Linked DNA regions of Homo sapiens: region 1 is linked to region 2. A link is a loop called in an ENCODE intact Hi-C map of the cell type or tissue named here. Cell type or tissue: gastrocnemius medialis. All regions are shown on one strand. Each heading gives the region's core, and the rest is flanking DNA. Links, peaks and the distances in the headings are about the cores only.

Region 1 (10,169 bases), core at 2,392-7,391, 400 kb before region 2:
CCTTCCCTGGGGAGAGCACAGACTCAGGAAGAGCAGGGATGACTTCTGCCCTCCACCCTTTGTCCCTCCTGCTGAATGATTTCCTCGGGAAAAACTGGCAGAGTGAGAGTGCTGGGAAAGGGAACTCTGGAATTTCCATGACCAATGTGATGCAGTGCCATACTTCTTTTCAAAAGGATTAGGCAATGGACAGTGTCACTAGCCAGGAGTGACCATCTAACCCCAACCTCACCATCGCTGGGTGTTTGATGACCAGGAAGGGTGAGCATGTCCCTATGCTTGTCTACATTTTGCATCTTGGAGCAGTTCTTCTTATGCTCTCCCTGAAGCATGGTGAACAGCTTGAGGGCAGGACCTCATCTCATCTGACCTTGGACCTCACTGTGTATCATAGCCTGGCACGGAGGCAGTGCTCAGTGTTTGCTGAATGAATGAATGAATGAACACCAAACCTTGATCTCTGAGGGCAGGACTGAGAGACAAGTGAATGGGCCCCTAAGATAGAGTGGGTGCCCTGTGATCTTCTTTGCTGAGCCCAAGATATGAGTGGATGTGGAGGAAACCCTGAACTCGGGCCATCGGTCTACAGTAAACTTGGATGGAAAAATTATTATATATTAATTGTCACCAACTTCTAACTAAAATTTGCTATTTCCTTTAAGTATGAAGGTAGGCAACATAATTTTTCATTAATACTGACCAAGATCATATCATAAATTTACCTGTAAATAATTTATCCTAATACCATTTAAATTGAGCACAAATTTAAAACCATGCTAGCCAGGTGCAGTGGCTCACACCTGTAATCTTAGCACTTCAGGAGGTCAAGGCAGGAGAATCGCTTGAGGTCAGGAGTTCAAGACCAGCCTGGGCCACACAGGGAGGTCCCATCTCTAAAAAAATAAAAAAAAAATTAGCCAGGCACAGTGGCACACGCCTGTCGTCCCAGCTACTCAGGACATTGAGGCAGGAGGATCGCTTGAGCCCAGGAGTTGAAGACTGAAGTGATCGCACCACTGAACTCCAGTTTGGGTGACAGAGCAAGACTATCTCAAAATAATAATAATAATAATAATAATAATAATAATAATAATAATAAAAGTAAAAATAAAATTATGGTAGACATTAGATCTGCCACTAGAGCTTGTCATTTAATGTGCTAATAAAGAAGCATGCCTAATGCTACTGTAGTCTTTTTTAAAAAATATTTTCGCTGTGTTTCCATATAATATATTTCATTTGTAACCCTAAGCTATTTTGTCTGGTGCATGTAAGAACATTATTCTGAGCAGAAGTCCACAAGCTTCACCAGCCTACAGTTCCACAGGGCTTAAGATCCCCTGCCCTGAAGCAGCAGAGCAGCTGGGGTGGCTTTCAACACCCTCCATGGGCGTCTGCCTCTTCCTACTTTTCCACAACACTCTCCTGGAACCTCTGGACACCTGACCAGGTGAGGGAGTGGATCCAGGGACTGACATAAAGATGGGGCAGGGGAACCAGGAGGCTGGGCCCGGCTCTGCTATGAAGCAGCTGTGTGTCTTCAGACAAGTCTGTGTGCCTCCCTGGGCCCCAGCTTCCATCTTTGTCAATGGAGATCACAATCTCTGCTCTCAGATGACAAATCATGCAATCTTAAGAGGTTTTTGAAACTGTGATTTTTCCTTTTATAAGGCAGCAGCAGCAGCAGCAGTTCCTATTAATGGATGCCTACCATACACCCATTGCTGCTGTCAGGCCTTTCCTCGGGTGATGGGCCTCTGGTCCTCACAAGAACCCCAGGAAGTAGATTCAGTTATCATTCCCACTTTACAGAGGAGGGAACTGAGGCTCAGGGAGGCTCAGGAACTTGTTTCAGGCAGCACAAATAATTGAGGGGAGGAAGAGCAGGAGGCAGGTCTGTCTGCCTCGGCAGTCAGAGCCTCACTCCGTCTTACTGCCCAGACAGAGAACAATGAGCTTTCCAGAGATGTCCCAGAGAGCTGCATAGCTGGGACCACACTGGCTGGGACAAGAGGCCAGGTGGGTGGAAGGGGGTGCATTCTCAATGTCAAGAGTCAGGGGACATGTGTTCCTGTCCTGCCTCTGCCAGCATGGGAAACTTCCTTAGCCTCTTGCTCATCTTTAACATGGTTTTGAAACATGGCCCTGCCTGTCACAGGATAACAGGGATTGGCTGAGCTGAGACTCTGAGGGGTTGCTTTTGTGGGGATCATGCTTTCCGAGTCCACAGATGGGGGTGGCACTCCTGCACAGACATGCAGGCACCCGCCAAGACACTCACGCCAGGCACAGCCACCCTGTGAATAGGAGACAGTATTTTCTGCCTGGTTCTGGGAGCGTTTCCTGGGTGGTGGGCTACATTTTGTAGGTGACAACGGGCCTCCTGACCCATCCTATAGTGAGTCCACGGCAGGCGGGTCTGCACCAGGTCCCTACTCAAGGCTGCTCGGTCCAGGAGCCGGGCTCTGGAGCCAGTCCGCCTGGATTCTGGTCCTGACTCTGCCTTATGTTAACTGTGTGACCATGGACCTATCTGTGCCTCAGTTTTCTCAGCTATAAAAGGGAGACCATGGCAGCACTTCCCTTATGGGCAGGTTGTAGGAGTAAATAAGTCAATTGTGTAAAGCACTTAGAACAGTGCTGAGCACATCATAAGCACCCAGCAAACGGCATTCAGTAATCACTAAGCAAACACTGGCTGCCAACAGAAATGAAGCTCCGTGCCAGCAGTAGGGCCCAGGTGGAGGGAGGGCAGAAGACCCTGCAGGCACCCCTTCAGCCCCGGGGAAGGAGGATGAAGAGCTGGGTGACAGTTATGTCAGCCCAGGAGCCTTGCAGATGGCCTCAGGGCTCGCAGGCCAGCATCTGCAATTTGGGCCGAGGTGAATTCAAATCCCTCTTCTCCTGTGGTCGGGAGGGCCAAGTCTCCCCTTGTGGTCAGTCAAGGCTGGGACAGATACACCCAGGCCTGTCCCCAACCACAGGGAGACACAAGCCCCCGGGGAGTTTTGCCCTGATGGGGAGGAAGAGTAGCCAGCCTGAGGCCCCCAGACCATCTTTCCAACATTTGCTGATGATTTGGATGATCCTAAGTAGGAACCCTCTGGACAGAAGCCTCTCCTCTGTCTCTGCCCTCTCCCCGCTGCCTGCCATCTCCTGAGTGACTTTGTGCTGAACACTCCTAAGCATATAAGGATGAGTGAGAAGCGGTCCCCACCCTGAGGGCTTACAATCTAGTGTGGGTTGGGGGAAAGGGGGCTTGAATAAGACCCATCGCCAATGACTGGACATAGGGCAGCTAGAGACAGAGCTCAGGAATGGCACAGGTATGGCCCAGGCTCTTGCCCAGGGGGCAGCCGAAGGGGAAGCCAGGACGGCTTCACGCAGACATGCATCTGAGGATCCCTGAAAAACCTCGAATGATTTACCTCGAAACAAAACTGAACCAGCCCAAAGTGAAGCAAGGCGAGAAGATCCAGATTTTGAGTCCTATTTTTGTTGAACCCCAGACCTAATCACAGGTGGGAAGGGATTGCCAGGGCTGGGCCTTGAGGGTGTTGCTCAGAACCTGACTTGGCATCTGCTCCCTTCCAGGGAGCTGATATGGAGGCCGCTGCAGCCGAGGGGAGCTGGTCCCACGTCTGCCCCTAACTGGCGCTGGGACATAGGAGGTCCCTGGGCCTCTCTGGGTGGCTTCTCTAACAGGAGCTGCTGCACCAGCTCAGCTCCAAGCCCCTTTCATCCCCAGCAGTCTAGGGTGCTATGAAAAGTCCTAGACTTATGGTCCTAAGGGTCCCTGCTTTTCAGCGGTAGGATAAATGCAAACTAAACGTTAAGCACCTCCAAAGCTTCTCTTGCCACCAAAATGCAGTCTGCAACAGGAAAATGCCAGGTTGTAATGCTGCCTTGTACTGCTCCCTAGGCGGCCTCTTCCTTGACCTTTCTGATGTAGGGACGGAGCCACTTGGCTGGGAGGGGTCAGGCAGGTGGTTAAAGGCACGGGCTGTGGGTGGGGCTGCTGGGGAGAAATCATGGCCTCACATGCCAGTAGCTGGGTGCCTTTGGGTGAGTTACATAGCTCCTCTGTGCCTTAGTTCCCTCACCTTTAAAACGGGAACACTAATTATACCTCTCTAAAGACTGTTTGAGGATGAAATGAGTTAATATGTGTAAAAGCTCAGAGCTCATTTCTGACTGGTTGTGTGTGCACTTGTGTTTCCTAATCTTGTATGCATGTGTGTGTGTGTGTGCACGTGTCCTATTCTTGTGTGCATGTGTGTTGTGTGTACTCTTCTCTAACTTCTTCATGGACAGTGGCCACGTTCAATTCTTCTGCCCCCTCCTGATGCTCAGCATGAACCCTCCTGCTGAAGGCTGGCAGGGGTTGGGGGCAGGACAGGTGGTACATGTCTTGGAAGTCCCAGAGGCCTGTCCCTGCGGCCTGAGGTGAGGGTGTGACTAACCCTGTCTGGGCCCTGGCTCCCTGGGGGTTCTATTTATAGAACTGGAGAGGGAGCAGATGGGATCAGATTGCAGCTCTGTGGGCCGAGGCCTGTCTCCTGCCTGCAGACCTGCCTGCCTCTCCTCCCAAGCTGTGGACAGAACTGCCATGGAGGATCGGGTGTCCTGGTCCCCTCTGGGTCTCTGCCCAGGCTTGTCTGTCCCCTCCTTCTTCCCGGCAGGGCTACAGCCTGTGTTTATGGCTGGGAGCCACGCCTGGCCCATGGGCCTGCCTGCCAGCTCCTGTCTGCTCTTGCGCAGGCCACTAACAGTTGGCCACATGACATCCACAGCCCCATGGCCTCTTCTTCATGGACACCGATCACCTTTCAGACATGAGTGGCCAGGGCAGGCTGTGGCCACGGAGGGTTTGCTGTGAGGTCGGTATGGATTGAGGTGCTGGGGCCACTGGCAATCAGAGGCTGGCTGTGGCACCCTGCAGCCAGATGGAGTGGGGGCGGCCTGCAGGCCAAGAACGGGGTGCCTCGCACGCCTCCCATGTGGGGACTGACTGAGCAAAGAGAGAGAAAATAACCCAGTTCTTGTCCTCAAGCAGCCCACAGTTATCTTCAATTTTTTTAAATTTTTGTTTATTTATTAGTTATTTATTTATTGAGACGGAGTCTCGCTGTGTCGCCAGCCTGGAGTGCAGTGGCGCGATCTCGACTCACTGCAACCTCTGCCTCCCAGGTTCAAGCAATTCTCTTGTCTCAGACTTCTGAGTCTGAGTAGCTGGGACTACAGGCGCATGCTATCACGTCCAGCTACTTATTTTCAATTAAAAAAAATTTTTTTTGTCTGGTCAGTAAAATTACATTTAGGGGCACATGTTCCTATTACTGCTCTATTTCTTTATAAGTAAAATACATTCAAAATGTACACTTATGCAGCAGTGCCCTATAACGTTGTATGTGGTATAAGTAATATGTAAACAAATGTAGGTGCAAGGAGGCTCTGTATGTCCTCCCTAATCCCAGGGAATGAGCCTTAAGAAGCCCCAAGGAAGTGCACACACACCCTGGAGACCTTTGCCCCATGGGAGGGCCAGGCAGTGGACTAAAGTGTTTAAGGTCTCCTGACAAGGGTACTGACTTCGGACAGCGGGGACTGGGAGGATTCCTGCAGGAGGTGGGCCTGAGCCGAACTTTGACGAATTGAGAGTGAGCCCAAGAAAAGCGCTTCAGAAAGAGGGGCCTGCATTGAGCAAACGGGGCCCAAGATAGCCCAGAGTGCAAGGACCCATCAACAGTGCATGTCCCTGGGTGAACGAGTATGTGCCCACAGCCAGCACCAGGGCTCAGCAAGCCACAAGTGAAAACATAAATTCTTGCACACAGCCTGGCCAACATGGTGATACCCCATCTCTACTAAAAATACAAAAATTACCTGGGTGTGTTGGCACGTGCCTGTAATCCCAGCTACTCCGGAGGCTGAAGCAGGAGAATCGCTTGAACCTGGGAGGCGGAGGTTGCAGTGAGCCGAGATCGCGCCACTGCACTCCAGCCTGGGCGACAGAGTGAGACTCCGTCTCAAACAAACAAACAAAAACAAAAAAATTCTCGCACAGAACTCTTTTCTAGACTGAAAACGTGTAGAGAGGGAAAGAGGAAGGACCTGGATCTGGGGTCTACTCTGAGTATCTTCTCACTGGGAGGTACTGGACACGCCAGTCCTTTCTCTAACCTGTTTCATCAAGTGTAAAATGAAAATACCGATTTTCCCTCAAGGGCATGAAGTAGCCAAGGGCCATATACACCTGGGGCATTGCGCTGTGGCTGGGATGTTTCTGGGAGTTCTTCCCCTGTGGTCTTTTTCTCATGTGCTCGTTGTCCACCCCCCGCCCCCACTTCCCTGAGCTTTGGGAGGGCAAGATTGCTGTGTGTTGTTCCACATGCACCCAGAACCCCACACCATGCCTGGCACACTGTAGAGGTTCTGTGCATCTCTCTGCCTGACTGCACACACCACTGGAGCCTATGTAGCCTCTGGGGGCAGAAATCCTTCCAAAATGCAGTACAAAATCAGATCCTCATCCAGCACCCCAGGGATCACCCCAACCTGCCTGGGGTCCATCTTCAGTTTTCACAGAGCCTTTGTGTAAGCTCTGCCTCTTCTCTCATCCTCAGGACTTTGTGGGCGCTGTCTGTCTGCCTGCTCACCTCTTAAAGCCCCCCAGGTCCTGCTAATTCGCTGCTGACGAAATCGAAAGAGCACAGCATCGAGAAAGTGCAAAGCCAACTCAGAATGGAGAAAAGTTCAGGAAATCATATAACTGATAAGGGGACCTGTTTCTAAATATCTGAAGAACTCTTACACCTCGGTATTAAAAAGACAAACAACCTACATAAAGTGGGCAAAAGACTGGAAAAGACACTTCTCCAAAAAAGATATACAAATGCACATGAAAAGATGTTCAGCATCATTAGCCCTCAGGGAAATGCAAATGAAAACCACAATGAGATACCACTTCACACCCACTAGGATGGCTACAATGATATATTTTTTTAAAAGACAGGGAGGATGTGGAGAAATCAGAACCCTCCTACACTGCTGCTGGGATTGTAAAATGGTGCAGGCACCGTGGAGAACAGCCTGGGAATTCTTCAAAACGTTAAACAGTTTCTATATGACCCAGCAACTCCACTCCTAGCTATATATCCAAGAGAAGGAAGAATGTATATCCACACAAAAACATTTTCACCCATTATTCATAATACCCAAAAAGTGGAAACAATTCAAACGTCCATCAACTGAGGAATGGTTAAACAAAATGTGGCCTATCCATCCGGTGGATTAATATTCAGCCATAAAGAGAACTAAGTATGCATCCAACAGGGGTGAACCTTGAAAGCATTAAGGGAAAGAAGCCAATTACAAAAGGCCAGACATTACATAATTACACTTATATAAATGTCTAGAATAAACAAATCAATAGAGACAGAAAGTAGATTAGTGGTGGCCAGAATGGGGGATTTGGAGAAAATGGGGAGTGATCCTCACGGGTACACCATGCAACTCACCATTTGAATGGGTGAATTGCGTGGTGATGTGAGGCATAGCTCAGTAAGGTTATTTAAAAAGTTGTTACCTAAAATAAAAAAGGAAATTGAGGTATGGCAGACTGCTACTAGTGTGTGTAAACCAAGAGTAAACATGTTTTGGATGACAGCTTAAGCGCGCTCCATGAGCCTATGTCATTGGATGGATTTTGTAACACCAATGTTGGTGGCTGCTGTGGTTTGGAGGTTTGTCCCCCAAAAACCTCATGTTGAATTCTGATCTCCAATACTGGAGGTGCACCTAATAAGAGGTGTTTGGGTCATGGGGGTGGATTCCCTCCCTGGCTGGGGGGAGGGCAGAGGAGCAAGTAAGTTCCCTGTTAGTTCTCACTGTATTAGTTTCCTCGAGAGCAGCTTGTTAAAAAGAGCCTGCCACCTCCCTACCCTCTCTCTCTCTCTTACTTCCTCTCTCCCCAGGTGATCTCTGCACACATGGTGCACATGAAGAAATGGGGCTCAGGAAGGTGAAGTGACTTGCCCAGGCCACCAGCTAGCAAGTGGTCAGGTGGGATATGAATCCACTCCTCTGCTGGGCCCTTGCTGGCTGACCTTGCAGGTTACTAAGGTGACTGATCCTGAATAAATCCAGAGCATTCAAATGTTTGTCTTCCTTTTGAAAAACACCTTTTCTCTTTACAAATTCCCCAGCTTCAGGTATTCCTTTATAGCAACACAAAGACCACACTAGCACAGTGGCTCTGCAACCTTCTGAAGTTATGTCCTATTTGTTTTCCACATAATTGAGGTTCCTAAGCCCCGTGACCTCTGGACAAGTGAGGCTTATATAATCAGTACCATTACCTGTTGTTGTTGTAAAAATGGTGCCTTGGGCTAAACTGTTCTCTTGGCCTTTGCTCACACAGCTATTTCTCTGCCATCCATGCAAGCCATTCCAGGGCCCAGGGGATGATGTGTGTGTGCCAAGTGCTGGGGTCTGAGGTCCACCCCACCAGCTCCCAGGTCAGTGAACAGGGCAGATGTGTTCCAGGGGGAGTGGGGGAGGCACCGTCTGCTGCTCACCCACATGGCTGAGGGTTTATAGAAGGATGTGCAGGTGGAAACATGCACACAGCTGCAGATCTGCTAAGTGGGGCATTAGGTCCCTCTTCCTCCTAAAGTCATCCCTTCCCTAACCAGGCAGAGGATCATTTCAGCCCCTGGGATTCTCTAAATAACACAGCTGAAGCCACAATTGGTCACTGAGAGCTTCCCTAGCCAGGCCAGGCCACTCCCCACAATGCAGCCAACAGGACACGGGCTCAGCAAAACGTTAGAACACTCTGGATTTATTCAGGATCAGTCACCTTAGTAAACTGCAAGGTCAGCCAGCAAGGGCCCAGCAGAGGGATGGAATTTCATATCCCACCAGACCACTTGCTAGCTGGCGGCCCGGCCAAGTCACTTCACCTTCCTGAGCCCCATTTCCTCATCTGCACTATGGGCTGATGTTCCTCACCTTAATGAGGTGTGGCAAGGATTATATGAGACAAATAAAGTGCTACGCTCTGAGCCTGTTAAATTTACTCATTTTTAATTCTATTCCTCTCTAGGATATTTTGTAAATCTTTTTGTCTGGGTAAAGCAGAAATAGATGCACCCAAATCAATACACGGTGTTCTCTGCCTAATGGAAAAATTTACTTTAAAATCTTCTAAAAATGTGCTCTAAGATAATGGCCTGGAGGTACATGCCCATTTCTCCCCAAGACAATCGGAGGAAAAGACCTGCTACTATTTGGGACTTGGGAGTGGGAAGAAGAAGGGGGAAGAGCAGAGCAGAAGATCTGGGGTGGAGGGAAGAGTAGGAGGACCTGCTGCTCAGGGCCACAGCCCTGGTGGCTGGGCACTGGGGCACTGGGGTCGGCACTGGGCTCCTTGAGCCCTCTAGGGGATGCTGGTCCCAACATCTGGTTCCCTGCCGAGGACAGTCATGCCACTGGGGTCTCCAGGCCACTTACCCTTGCAAGGATCAAGCCTATACCAACTGCTCCTCTGCCTCCATGGCCCTCCAGAGCAATACGTCTCACTGGACAGTACTGTTTTCTTTCCTGTCTATCTTCTCCCCCACTCCAAGCTCCTCAAGGTGAGAACTAAGTAAAACTCACTTTTGCAAACCCCAGCACTTAGGACACATCAGGTCAAACTTGAGCTGCATCAGGGTCACCTGGAGGACTGATGAAAACATATTGCTGGGCTCCACATCCAGAATTGCTGGTGCTGCTGGTGTGGGGACCACACTTTGAAAACCACTGCAGTAGCTGCTCAGGAAAGGGCTGTGGACGGAGTCAATGAACTAACCACTCACTTGCATGCAAGAGCAACTCAGTTTTGACTTTTTTTTTCCCTGGGTCTTTACAGTTGGCCCAGCTCCCAGCCCACTTGGTCCAGAAAGTCCTCCCTGCTCACGGGGGCTTCGAGTATCCATGCTGTCTCTGAGCTCCTCTAGATCTTGAGGGTCACATGCATATGCTCTGTCCCTACGTACCCCTTGGCTGCCCAGAGCTGGGTCTCTCAGGTGAGAAGAAGGCAATCAGAGTCATTGTGGCATTGTTAGCTGAGTCAATAAAACAAACCCCATGGGGACCACTCCCTGGCTACATGTGGGTCATTA
Region 2 (10,464 bases), core at 3,456-8,455:
TGCATATACAATCCTTTACACACACCCTAACCCTTTACTCACATACTTGTACACACAACTCACCCTGCCCGTAGTTCCTCACTCACACGCCCAATCCTGGGCTCACTCAGAGTCCTGTGAAACCCTCACCCATCCCTCTCGGCCAACATTTGTTCACTCAGCCCTCACACACTTCACTCGCATGCTTGACAAGACGCCAATGCGCTCACACAGAGTTCCCAATGGCATGTTCATTTGCAGGAGGGAGAAGAGGGCGTAGGGTCTGGGTGGAGGTCATGGAGCGCAGAGCGGCGCGGGGTACCGAGCGTCCGGCCCAGGCCGGGCCTCGGGGAGGTGGGGGGACGAGCCAGCGCGCAGAGTGCCGCCTAATCCAGCTCGAGCTCGTGGGCCGCGGGTGCATTTATCATCCCATTACTGTAACAAATCCGGGCTCCACTACATGAAAGGTAAAATGAATTACCGACGTTAAGCCGTCAATAAAGTCATTTCTGTAAATGGTGTCTCCAAAGGGCCGCCGTATTATTCAGCTGGCTTTATCAGCTGGCTGGAAATTACGTGGAGGAGCCGGGCCGCGCGGCGCGCGGGGCCGCTCACTTTGATTAAGCGTCTTGCCAGCGCGATGTGACAGAGCTTTTGACCAGGGTTTTATTCACAGGCCTGTGATGAACGCCAAGCTGATCAGGCGGAATGAAGAGTAATTAAAACCTATAAATTATCTTCCGCAGCCCTTCTCGAGGCGTCTCCTGCAGGCGAGATAAGGCGTCGAGACCCTATTTACCGCGCTGAAAGGGACCGCGGCGCACAAAAGCTACGCAGCTAAATAGGATATTGATAGTGTCCTAATTAGAATTTAATTAAGTACCCACGCTTGCTTGCGGGATAAAGATTTCAATTTTGCGAACTTAAATATAAATAAAATCCCACCCCCATTTCGGGGAGAAGGGGTGGGGGCGCCTGGAGATTTCGGGGAGCCCTTGGGTGTGCTACTGAAGAGGACTCGGGAGACTCCAAGGTGGGGTTGGAGGCGGCTTGGGAAGGTAGAGAAGACTGCAGCGCAGCGTTAGGGAGAGAGGTTTTCTCCCCTAGGCTGCAGCGCAAGTCTAGCCGGGAACTCAGCCCCGGAAATCGGGGGACCCTCGCCTGCTCCCAAGATGCGGTGAGCAATATAAATTCCTGCTCTCCACCAGCCCTTTTGAGAAACTTCAGCTACTGTGGTGGTGGTTCGGCTTGTTGTGGGTTTAGTTGCATGTTCCTCCTAGCCTAACCCTCTGTGACTTTTCTGGAAAACTGGAGGTAGGGGGATTCTTTCGCATGTCACAAATAGACAATATTTCCAAAGGGATCCTTTCTCTACTGTCCCAGTTGCGGAGGGCGTTCAGGGCGAGGAGGTCCGCTGGAGCTCTAAGATGACACCCCCGAAGGCCTCGTTTGCTGACGCCTTTCTCGGCCACCGCAGGCTTCAGCATAGTCGGATACTGGTCCTCCAAAACGAATCCGGAGACAAGTCCCGCAGGTGCCTAGAGCTTCAGTCCACACGCCACCCCCGTCCCTCACATTCCCGGTTATGAGAAAATTTTGGGGGTGCCTCGACCAGGAAATAGCGAAAAAGAGATCGGCAGACGGGAGAATGATAGCAGCTGGAGGAACGGCATTTCCCTCAAACTAGGGAAGAACGCACAGAGCTGGAGCCGGAGGCACCCAGGGAGTTGGGAGCAATCCCAGGAAATTCAGTCACCCGGCAATTGAGGGAAACTCCCTGTTCACAACTTCAGCTAGCCAGGGCAAATACTTGGGGTGCAGCGCTTTCATTTATTTGATTTTACTTTGCAGGGAAATCTAACACAGAGGTTACCCTGAACTCTAAAAGCTAGGGCCTAGCGCGCATCCGCGTTCTGACTCGCCGGCCCCGGGGCCCTCCTGAGATTAATCTGCGTTGCCCGGACTCCCACTGCCAGGGAAGGTCCAGGCAACTGGCTCTGGGGCTATTCCTAGCCCTCTGGGCTTGGCTCTATGGCGCCAGGGCAGCTCCAGGGTGTTGTCGAAAGTCTGGACCGGGAAGGGCATGGGTGCGGATTCCCCACAAAGGGAAAGCAATGCAGCGGGCCGGCAGGAGACGTACAAACGTAAACGTGCGACGCTAGCTAGGCGCAGCGGGCCTTTCAGATTTTGCTATTTGTGAAAAACAAATTGCGCCTCTGAAAGTAACCAACTCTAGGTCTATTTCACATCACCGACCTCCCTGTCTCACTCCCCCTCCCTCCACTACACACACCCAAACCCACACCCACCCACAAACACACAAACCGGCAGTGACAACAACCACCCATCCTTCAATAACAGCAACCAGAGACAGAGGAGAAAATAAAAAGCTGAGTTTCTTAGGCGTGGGGGTGCAAAACAGCCAGGCTCCTGCCTACTGCCCCTGCTCCCGTAGCTCACAGACCCATAATCCTGCATTTCTCTAACAAGTTGTTTATGGAGTTGCTTCTCCATTTGCCTACATCCCAAAATTCACCCCTCCCGGGTTTCTTCTGCCCCCTCCTGAGTCCCGGCCTGAAGGAGGGGGAGGGACGCGGGTGCGGGCGCGGGTGGGGGAGGGCGGACCCGACGCACAGGGCCAGCGCCGAGGCGCCCCCTCTCCGCCAGCGGTTGACGCCCCCGGATTATTTATCCGCAAAGTCCCGCGCGCGCCCATTGGGCCGAGGCCCGAGTGTCAGCGCGAGTCCCGGCTCGCCATTGGCTCCGCACACGTGCGGCCCTGACTCACGTGCTTCCGGTTTGAAGGCAAAAAGTGTGCCTGGGTGATTTTTTTTTTAAGCGAGAGAGTTTGTGCAAAGATCCGAGCTGTCAGAGATTTGAAAAAAAAAAAAAAAAAAAAAAAAAAAAAAACAGCCCGGCGCTGGCGGAGACGCGCTCTCCCTGCAAAAAAAGCAAAGGCGATTAAAGGCGCTGCCAGCCTCACGCTCTGGGCACAGCTGAGCGTGACACTCGGGGAAGTCAAACCCCTCACTACTGCCTAGGAAGATGGCTAGACTTTAAATACTATTTTTTTCCCTTTAAGAAAAAAATTATTGGAGCTTTTTTTCTTGCTTTCTTTTTCCTTTTCTTTTTCTTTTTTTCCTTCATTTTTTTGGCCGTGGCTTACTCCCCATTTAAATCAAATCATTGAATCTGGTTGCAGAAAGAAAAAAGAAATAGCCAAGTGTCTCCATATCTGGATGTCTACAAATTAGAGAGGGAGAGACAGCGAGATCTATCTGCTAGATAAGAACGAGCGATCCAGGCCAGACGCCTGAGCTTTTTTCCTGCACCCGCCCCGTGCCTTCGCTGAGGCTTCGCCTGCCTCCTTCCTCCGCGCACCCCCACGGGCCGCTGGCAAAGTGGGGTGGGGAGCGAGGCGGTGGGGGCGGGGGCCGGCGCGGCGGCCGGGGCGGCGGGGCGGCCGAGCATGGAAGAACAGCAGCCGGAACCTAAAAGTCAGCGCGACTCGGCCCTCGGCGCGGCGGCGGCGGCGACTCCGGGCGGCCTCAGCCTGAGCCTCAGTCCGGGCGCCAGCGGCAGCAGCGGCAGCGGCAGCGATGGAGACAGCGTGCCGGTGTCCCCGCAGCCTGCGCCCCCCTCGCCGCCCGCGGCGCCTTGCCTGCCGCCCCTGGCCCACCACCCGCACCTCCCCCCACACCCCCCGCCCCCGCCGCCTCAGCATCTCGCGGCGCCTGCTCACCAGCCGCAGCCAGCGGCCCAGCTGCACCGCACCACCAACTTTTTCATCGACAACATCCTGAGGCCGGACTTCGGCTGCAAAAAGGAGCAGCCGCCACCGCAGCTTCTGGTGGCTGCGGCGGCCAGAGGAGGCGCAGGAGGAGGAGGCCGGGTCGAGCGTGACAGAGGCCAGACTGCCGCAGGTAGAGACCCTGTCCACCCGTTGGGCACCCGGGCGCCAGGCGCTGCCTCGCTCCTGTGCGCCCCGGACGCGAACTGTGGCCCACCCGACGGCTCCCAGCCAGCCGCCGCCGGCGCGGGCGCGTCTAAAGCTGGGAACCCGGCTGCGGCGGCGGCGGCGGCCGCGGCGGCAGTGGCGGCGGCGGCGGCGGCCGCAGCAGCCAAGCCCTCGGACACCGGTGGCGGCGGCAGTGGAGGCGGCGCGGGGAGCCCCGGAGCGCAGGGCACCAAATACCCGGAGCACGGCAACCCGGCTATCCTACTTATGGGCTCAGCCAACGGCGGGCCCGTGGTCAAAACTGACTCGCAGCAGCCTCTCGTATGGCCCGCCTGGGTGTACTGCACACGTTATTCGGATCGTCCATCCTCCGGTGAGTACCCAACTCCGGGCTGCGCCATGCCTTCTGGCCCCGCGGACCGCCCCAGAACGCCAAGCTGCGGCGCTAGGGAGAGCAAACCCGGCCTCGGGTACTCCAGTCTCTCACGCCTGCTTCCTCACCCCAGTTCCAGTCACAACCGAATGTTCATCCAGCTATGCGATCCTGGCCTCTGCGGCCACCACCCGAGAAGCTACAGCTCGTGGCACAGGAGGCTCGGGTCTCGATTCTTTGATTTTGAACTCTGAATCCCTGGGGCCTTCTTTGTCTCTTATCTTTATTATTCTTAGGAAAAGTACATAGTCAGTGATTTTCTTTCCAGGGTGTTTAGATAAGGCAGGAAGGTGGGCCTAGTGATGTGTGTCTGAAATCCCACCAGCCTGATCGTCCGAAGGCCAGATTTGACCAGAGAAGGCCTTGTTCAGAAAAATTATATTCACTGTGTGTCCTTACAGACACAAACACCATCTCGATATTTTCTGCGGAGAGACCGTTTACATTGATAAACATGGGAAACACAGGAAGACAGGGAGGAAAGCGTCTGAAAGCCGTCCCTCTCCCCCGGCTGGGTAGCGAAAAGAGTCTGACCCGGGTGGGTAGAAACCAGGGAAAGGCAGTTGCCAAAAAGGTGGGTGCTGGCAGCCCCTGGTTTTCTGGAGCTGAAAAACAGTGGGAGAGGAGAGAAAACAGGTCAGGCTCAGGCCAGGAAGCGTGTCCAAGGGCATGAGAGCCAGTTTCCTCCGTAGCTTCTCCGCGGAACGGTTCCCGCATCCTCCCCGCGCGGCGCTTTCCTTTTTTCACCCGCACATCCAGCAGACTTCTGGCATCCGTAGGCCTGTTTTTCTCGGCTTTCCTTCCACCACTTTTCCGTGTGCCCCTCGCGCTTGGCGAACCCGAGGAGGAGACCTGAGCTGGGCTCCGGGAGAGAAGGCCAAGGCCTGCCTGACGCCCCGGCCCGCAGTGTCTGGGAGAGCGGCAGAAGCTTTGGCCCAAGATCAGCACTCCAGACACCCGGTCCGGCAGGGGGCCGGGAACAACGTAGCCACGCGCCGCTTTCCTCTGGCTGGTCTCTCGCCGCCCCACAGCTGCCGGCCGGGCGCGGATCGATGCGCACTATCAGCTCCCGCCATCTCGAGCCCCGTTATTGACACGTCGGGCTCCCTGAACCTCCGAAAAGCTGCTTTGATTGACTCGCCTGATGGATAGAGTGATTGAGCTGTCAGGCTGCACGGCTCGGGCTGGCCGGGAGACTAGGAACGATTTTATTACAAGAGTCCGTGCCTCTGCACACACATACAACAACACTTCAACATGTCCCGGATGCAGAACGGGCAGTGGGGCCTTTTTGGGGCTGTGTGCATTTCTTGGGCTATTTCTCCCCGCTCAGCTAATTACGAATCAAAACCCCAGTTCTGCTCTGGAGAGGGCCTTGGCTTTGTTCTTGGCCACTTTCCTTCTTATGGGCCTGGGTAGGTAGGGGACCAGCTCCTTCTCCTGCTTGGGCAGTTGGGGGAGGAGGGGATGAGCCTCGACCCAGATCTGAGTCGCTGCAGTATGCTAGGCCTGGACTCTTTGTCATAGGACAGCTGGTTACCCCAGCCTCCTGCCTGCCCCAGGAGTAGGCTGCCCAGCCTTCCTCTCTGTAGCTAGGTTTGGAGATGCCGGCAAAGATCCTTCTTTCCAGACAGTTTTAGAGATGAACAGGCCTGACAGGGACTTAACTTGGTTCAGCAAGCTACCATATCCAAGGCAGGACCCAGCAAGTAAATGCCAGAAGACTTGGGTGTGGAAGCAGGTGGGCAGAGGTGCAGGCTTTTGAGGCACACACCAACAGTTCAATCCTCTCCTGGTTTTCCCGCTTTCCCTCCCTCCTTTCTCAGTGGGCCCTCCTCCCAGACTAGTATTTGAGGGGAACTTCACCTTCCTAAGGAGGTTTCCTGTGGCCCCTTCCCATTCCTATCTGGTGGTCAAAGCACATTTTTTTTTTTCTGGATTGTCCCTGCTTCCCTCCCTCTCCTTTTTGCTCATAGGTGGGGGAAGGGGCTGCAGTCTCCTTGCAAATGTCATCAGTAGGCAGAGAAAGCCAATCCGGCTTGTTTTTGTTATTCAGGAGTTTTTAATCCTGAAATTGCATCAGTTGAAAGGGGAGATAAGGAAGACCCAGATAAGAGAGACCCTGCCCCACGCAGCCGGTTAGAGGAATGTGGAAGGCCCTCCCTTTCTTATTGGCACCATCCAAGGGGCAAGGCTGAAAACCCAGAGCCAGGGTCATGAGGATGGATCAGGGCCTTTTCTCCTTCAGAGAAGGGGTGGTCCCTGCATCCCTGAGACCCTAGAAAAGGCTTCCTTTAGGCCAAAGAGAAAGAAGGCGAGGAGGTGTGTGTGGGAGGGAGGGGTGCGGGGAGGGGGGCAGACACCAAATACTTTGGAGCTAAGCAGCCCTCTCCCAGCCGGCTCACTATCCCGTTGTTTTCTGAGGTCAATAGCTACAAGCAGATGGGGTCTTATTGTAGTTTCTCCTGTAGGTATGATTCTTGAGGAGGAGAGGAAGATTTGTTTGCAGGCTGGCGACTCCCCCAGGGCCTGCCCTCACTGCCCCAGTCCTATCTATTCCGGGGCGGTGAGGACAGCAGGCCCCTGACCCCCAACTCTGGGCTGGGCCATATGAGCTCCAAATATCTCCTCATCTTGGATTCCTGCCTTCTTGGCTTGGAAATGTTGTGATTTCGGTCTGTCCCTGACTGTCCTGTGAGAATTGGGGTGTGGGGTGCACCTACAACCTCAACCAGCTTTCCTTCACTGCTCCTTTGCCCTCCCAAAGGGAACCCGGGGACCCCAGTGGTCTGGTGAGGGGCACTTCGATCCAGGGATTGGCTGGCGGGAGGGAGCCAGGGGTTCAGCAGGGCCTCCGAGATCGCCCCGGAAGCGCGGGGCTCGCGGCCCAGCTCGGCAATGCTATTCTCACGGCTTCCTTTGCCCTCTCCCCCCTCCCTTCTGCCCTCGGTCCCCACCCCCACCCCACCCCGGCCCTCTCCGCCGCTGCAGGTCCGCGCACCAGGAAGCTGAAGAAGAAGAAGAACGAGAAGGAGGACAAGCGGCCGCGGACCGCGTTCACGGCCGAGCAGCTGCAGAGACTCAAGGCGGAGTTCCAGGCAAACCGCTACATCACGGAGCAGCGGCGGCAGACCCTGGCCCAGGAACTCAGCCTCAACGAGTCCCAGATCAAGATCTGGTTCCAGAACAAGCGCGCCAAGATCAAGAAAGCCACAGGCATCAAGAACGGCCTGGCGCTGCACCTCATGGCCCAGGGACTGTACAACCACTCCACCACCACGGTCCAGGACAAAGACGAGAGCGAGTAGCCGCCACAGGCCGGGGCCGCGCCCGCGCCCCCTCCCGGCACCGCCGCCGTCGTCTCCCGGCCCCTCGCTGGGGGAGAAAGCATCTGCTCCAAGGAGGGAGGGAGCGCAGGGAAAAGAGCGAGAGAGACAGAAAGAGAGCCTCAGAATGGACAATGACGTTGAAACGCAGCATTTTTGAAAAGGGAGAAAGACTCGGACAGGTGCTATCGAAAAATAAGATCCATTCTCTATTCCCAGTATAAGGGACGAAACTGCGAACTCCTTAAAGCTCTATCTAGCCAAACCGCTTACGACCTTGTATATATTTAATTTCAGGTAAGGAAAACACATACGTGTAGCGATCTCTATTTGCTGGACATTTTTATTAATCTCCTTTATTATTATTGTTATAATTATTATAATTATTATAATTATTTTATCCCCTCCCCCACCGCCTCGCTGCCCCCGCCCAGTTTCGTTTTCGTTGCCTTTTTCATTTGAATGTCATTGCTTCTCCGGTGCCTCCCGACCCGCATCGCCGGCCCTGGTTTCTCTGGGACTTTTCTTTGTGTGCGAGAGTGTGTTTCCTTTCGTGTCTGCCCACCTCTTCTCCCCCACCTCCCGGGTCCCTTCTGTCGGTCTGTCTGTTCTGCCCCCCTTTCGTTTTCCGGAGACTTGTTGAGAAATACGACCCCACAGACTGCGAGACTGAACCGCCGCTACAAGCCAAAGATTTTATTATGTTCAGAAACCTGTAGTCTGAAATAAAGTGTACACTGTGCTCACGAGCGCTGGCGGCTCTCCTGTTTGCGGGCTCGGGAAGGACGTGGGTCCGGGCACACAGCGCCCCAGCGCCCCTGCGCACGCCGGGCGGGGAGCCGGCCGGGCCTTGCGATCACCGCACAACGAATGCAGGGCGAAGGGGAAGCGCGACCCAGATTTGGGTTTAGCCTGGGTCTGAAGGGTCTGGCGGGACACGCCTGGTCTCCGATTGCGTTCAAGGGAACTCAAAGGCCGACAACCACAGTCCTGGCTTCGGAAACGCTGCCTGGGCTGCGGGGCAGCTCCCCGCACCGGTCCAGGCCCAGCCCAGTGGCGGCCTCCTCCTGTACAAACTGCTTTTCACTCCAACCTGCACTTTTCTTTTTCTTTCTTTCTTTTATTTCCCCTGGTGCAGGTTTTGCTGCAGATTTTTTTTATCCAGAGATAGAAGGGGGCCTGCCTTCCTCCCTCCCCGACAGCCCGCTTGGGCGAGGGGCACTTTGGCCTGGCCTCTTGGCCGCCTGGACTCACTGCACTTCGTTTGCGGGAGGGCTTCTGTTGGCGAAGCAGCAGGTCCGGGGGCGGCCTGCGGAGCCTCGCGGGGCTCGGATCTCCTGGGCCCGCAATGCCGGAGGAGAGGAGGCCCAAATGCTGGGAAAGCTGTTCGGAGTGGCTGCTTGGGCCTTGAACCCGAGGTGGGCGCACGTCTGCCGTATCTGGGCCCTAAACCAAAGAGGGTTCCCTTAGGCATCCCAACAAAGCCTAACTTTCTTCCTCACCAAGGGGGGCGCACATAGAAGCCCCCAGGGCCCTCAGGACACCCTGGGTTCCCAGAAGGAAATGTCTGGCCTCTTGCTGCTAACACTGGGGCCCATCCTTCCAGAGCAGGAGCTGCTCTCAGATCTTAAGAGGTTAAGGGGAGGAAGGGAAGTTTCCTTCTCAGGAGGTATTATCTTTGTCCAGGATTTTTTTAAATTGTAAATTCCACTCCCACATTTTTTCTCTCTTCGGCAATATGTATGTATATACCCACACGTGTGCAGCTAGACGGGCAGGTGCCCACACATACTTGTGTGCATATACAATAATGTGCAGATATTGGTGCACCTAAGTTCCTACCAGTTTTTTGTGTATTCCTGTACCCGTGAGTATTGTGCAACTGATTTTCTTCTCTAATTAGATACACAATTGGACGTTTGTGAGTTCACTGTGTGTACATGCATGAATTTGTGTTTGCACACTGGAATGTCTGCAGGTGTGTTTGCTGGGTTTGTTCATGTGTGAGATCCCTGTTCTCTGTGCTCTTCCCTTGAGTTTCTCAACTGTTTTTGTAGGATTGATTTTGTGCAAAATGATAATGGCTAGTTATTCCACCTTTTTTATTGAAAAATTTTCCCTGATTTGGCCCAATGTACTGTTTGCTCCTGGCCGGGGAACTAACAGGGCTAGATCTCAATCCCAGGAAGCCTAGGTCCCCTCCAAATCCCTACATAAGGGTTTGGCGGCTAGAGTGGAATTGGAGGGTGCATTTGACACTGCTGTGGGTTCCCAACTTTATTGCAATTAATTTCCTTCCTTCCATCTGCCCATTGTTTTCTGGAGGAGTAACTCTTGCATATAATAGGTGCTCAACCAATCTTTGTGGGCAGAGTTAGAAGCAGTGAGATGGGCCCTTCCCTGGGGTTGGTCTAGGGGAGTTGTTTTCTGGTAGTCAAAAGCCTGTGCTTTGCTTGCCTTGGGGAGTGGGCTTGGACTCTTCAAGCCTTCCAGGCTTTCCTGTTAAACAGTCTGAGGCCTGTGTCTTGGAGCACCCTTCTCCTAATACCTCTCAGAATTTCAGGAAGAGTCCCATTCCATTTCACCCTCCCAGCACATCAGATGTGATGTTAAGGATGCTCAACTCTATATATTGGAGAACCTTACTATTTTGAATGTCTAGGAATTGGCTACACTCCCTTCTCCCCTCCCTATTGTGGCCTCTTAGGATATTCAAGTCCCCCAAGACTACCAGGTCCAGAGGCTGGGACAGAGGTCGGTGTGAGCAG

What was found. Hi-C counts contacts between places; a loop is a spot of excess contacts. Peaks named below come from ENCODE experiments on the same cell type or tissue, not always from the same donor. Only the 100,000 strongest peaks of a DNase experiment are listed, where the experiment ranks them.
Region 1: it touches region 2 in a loop (4-fold over the local background); 1 of 110 quality-filtered maps calls a loop at or near these places.

The regions. Positions count from the first base shown.
Region 1 is chr2:119,235,148-119,245,316 of GRCh38, reverse strand. All of the region lies in intron 2 of STEAP3 (STEAP3 metalloreductase), which reads right to left. It overlaps STEAP3-AS1 (STEAP3 antisense RNA 1), which reads left to right. Exons shown (of 2, transcript NR_046721.1): 2 at 1-895. Among named protein-coding and RNA genes, the nearest start is that of STEAP3-AS1, 8.8 kb to the left of the region's middle. RefSeq lists enhancers at 4,202-4,718, 4,719-5,235. In gastrocnemius medialis, for the core only: no CTCF peak of the experiment used is centred there; DNase peaks (open chromatin) are centred at 3,986 and 4,486; H3K27ac peaks cover 4,589 bases.
Region 2 is chr2:118,840,152-118,850,615 of GRCh38, reverse strand. EN1 (engrailed homeobox 1) reads left to right here and starts at 2,968. Exons shown (of 2, transcript NM_001426.4): 1 at 2,968-4,310; 2 at 7,362-8,445. The coding sequence starts at 3,449. The coding sequence ends at 7,678. RefSeq lists enhancers at 1-381, 4,650-5,299, 5,300-5,949, 7,793-8,373 and a silencer at 5,089-5,383. In gastrocnemius medialis, for the core only: CTCF peaks have their summits at 5,385 (motif pointing right) and 7,756 (motif pointing left); no DNase peak of the experiment used is centred there; H3K4me3 peaks cover 5,000 bases; H3K27ac peaks cover 5,000 bases.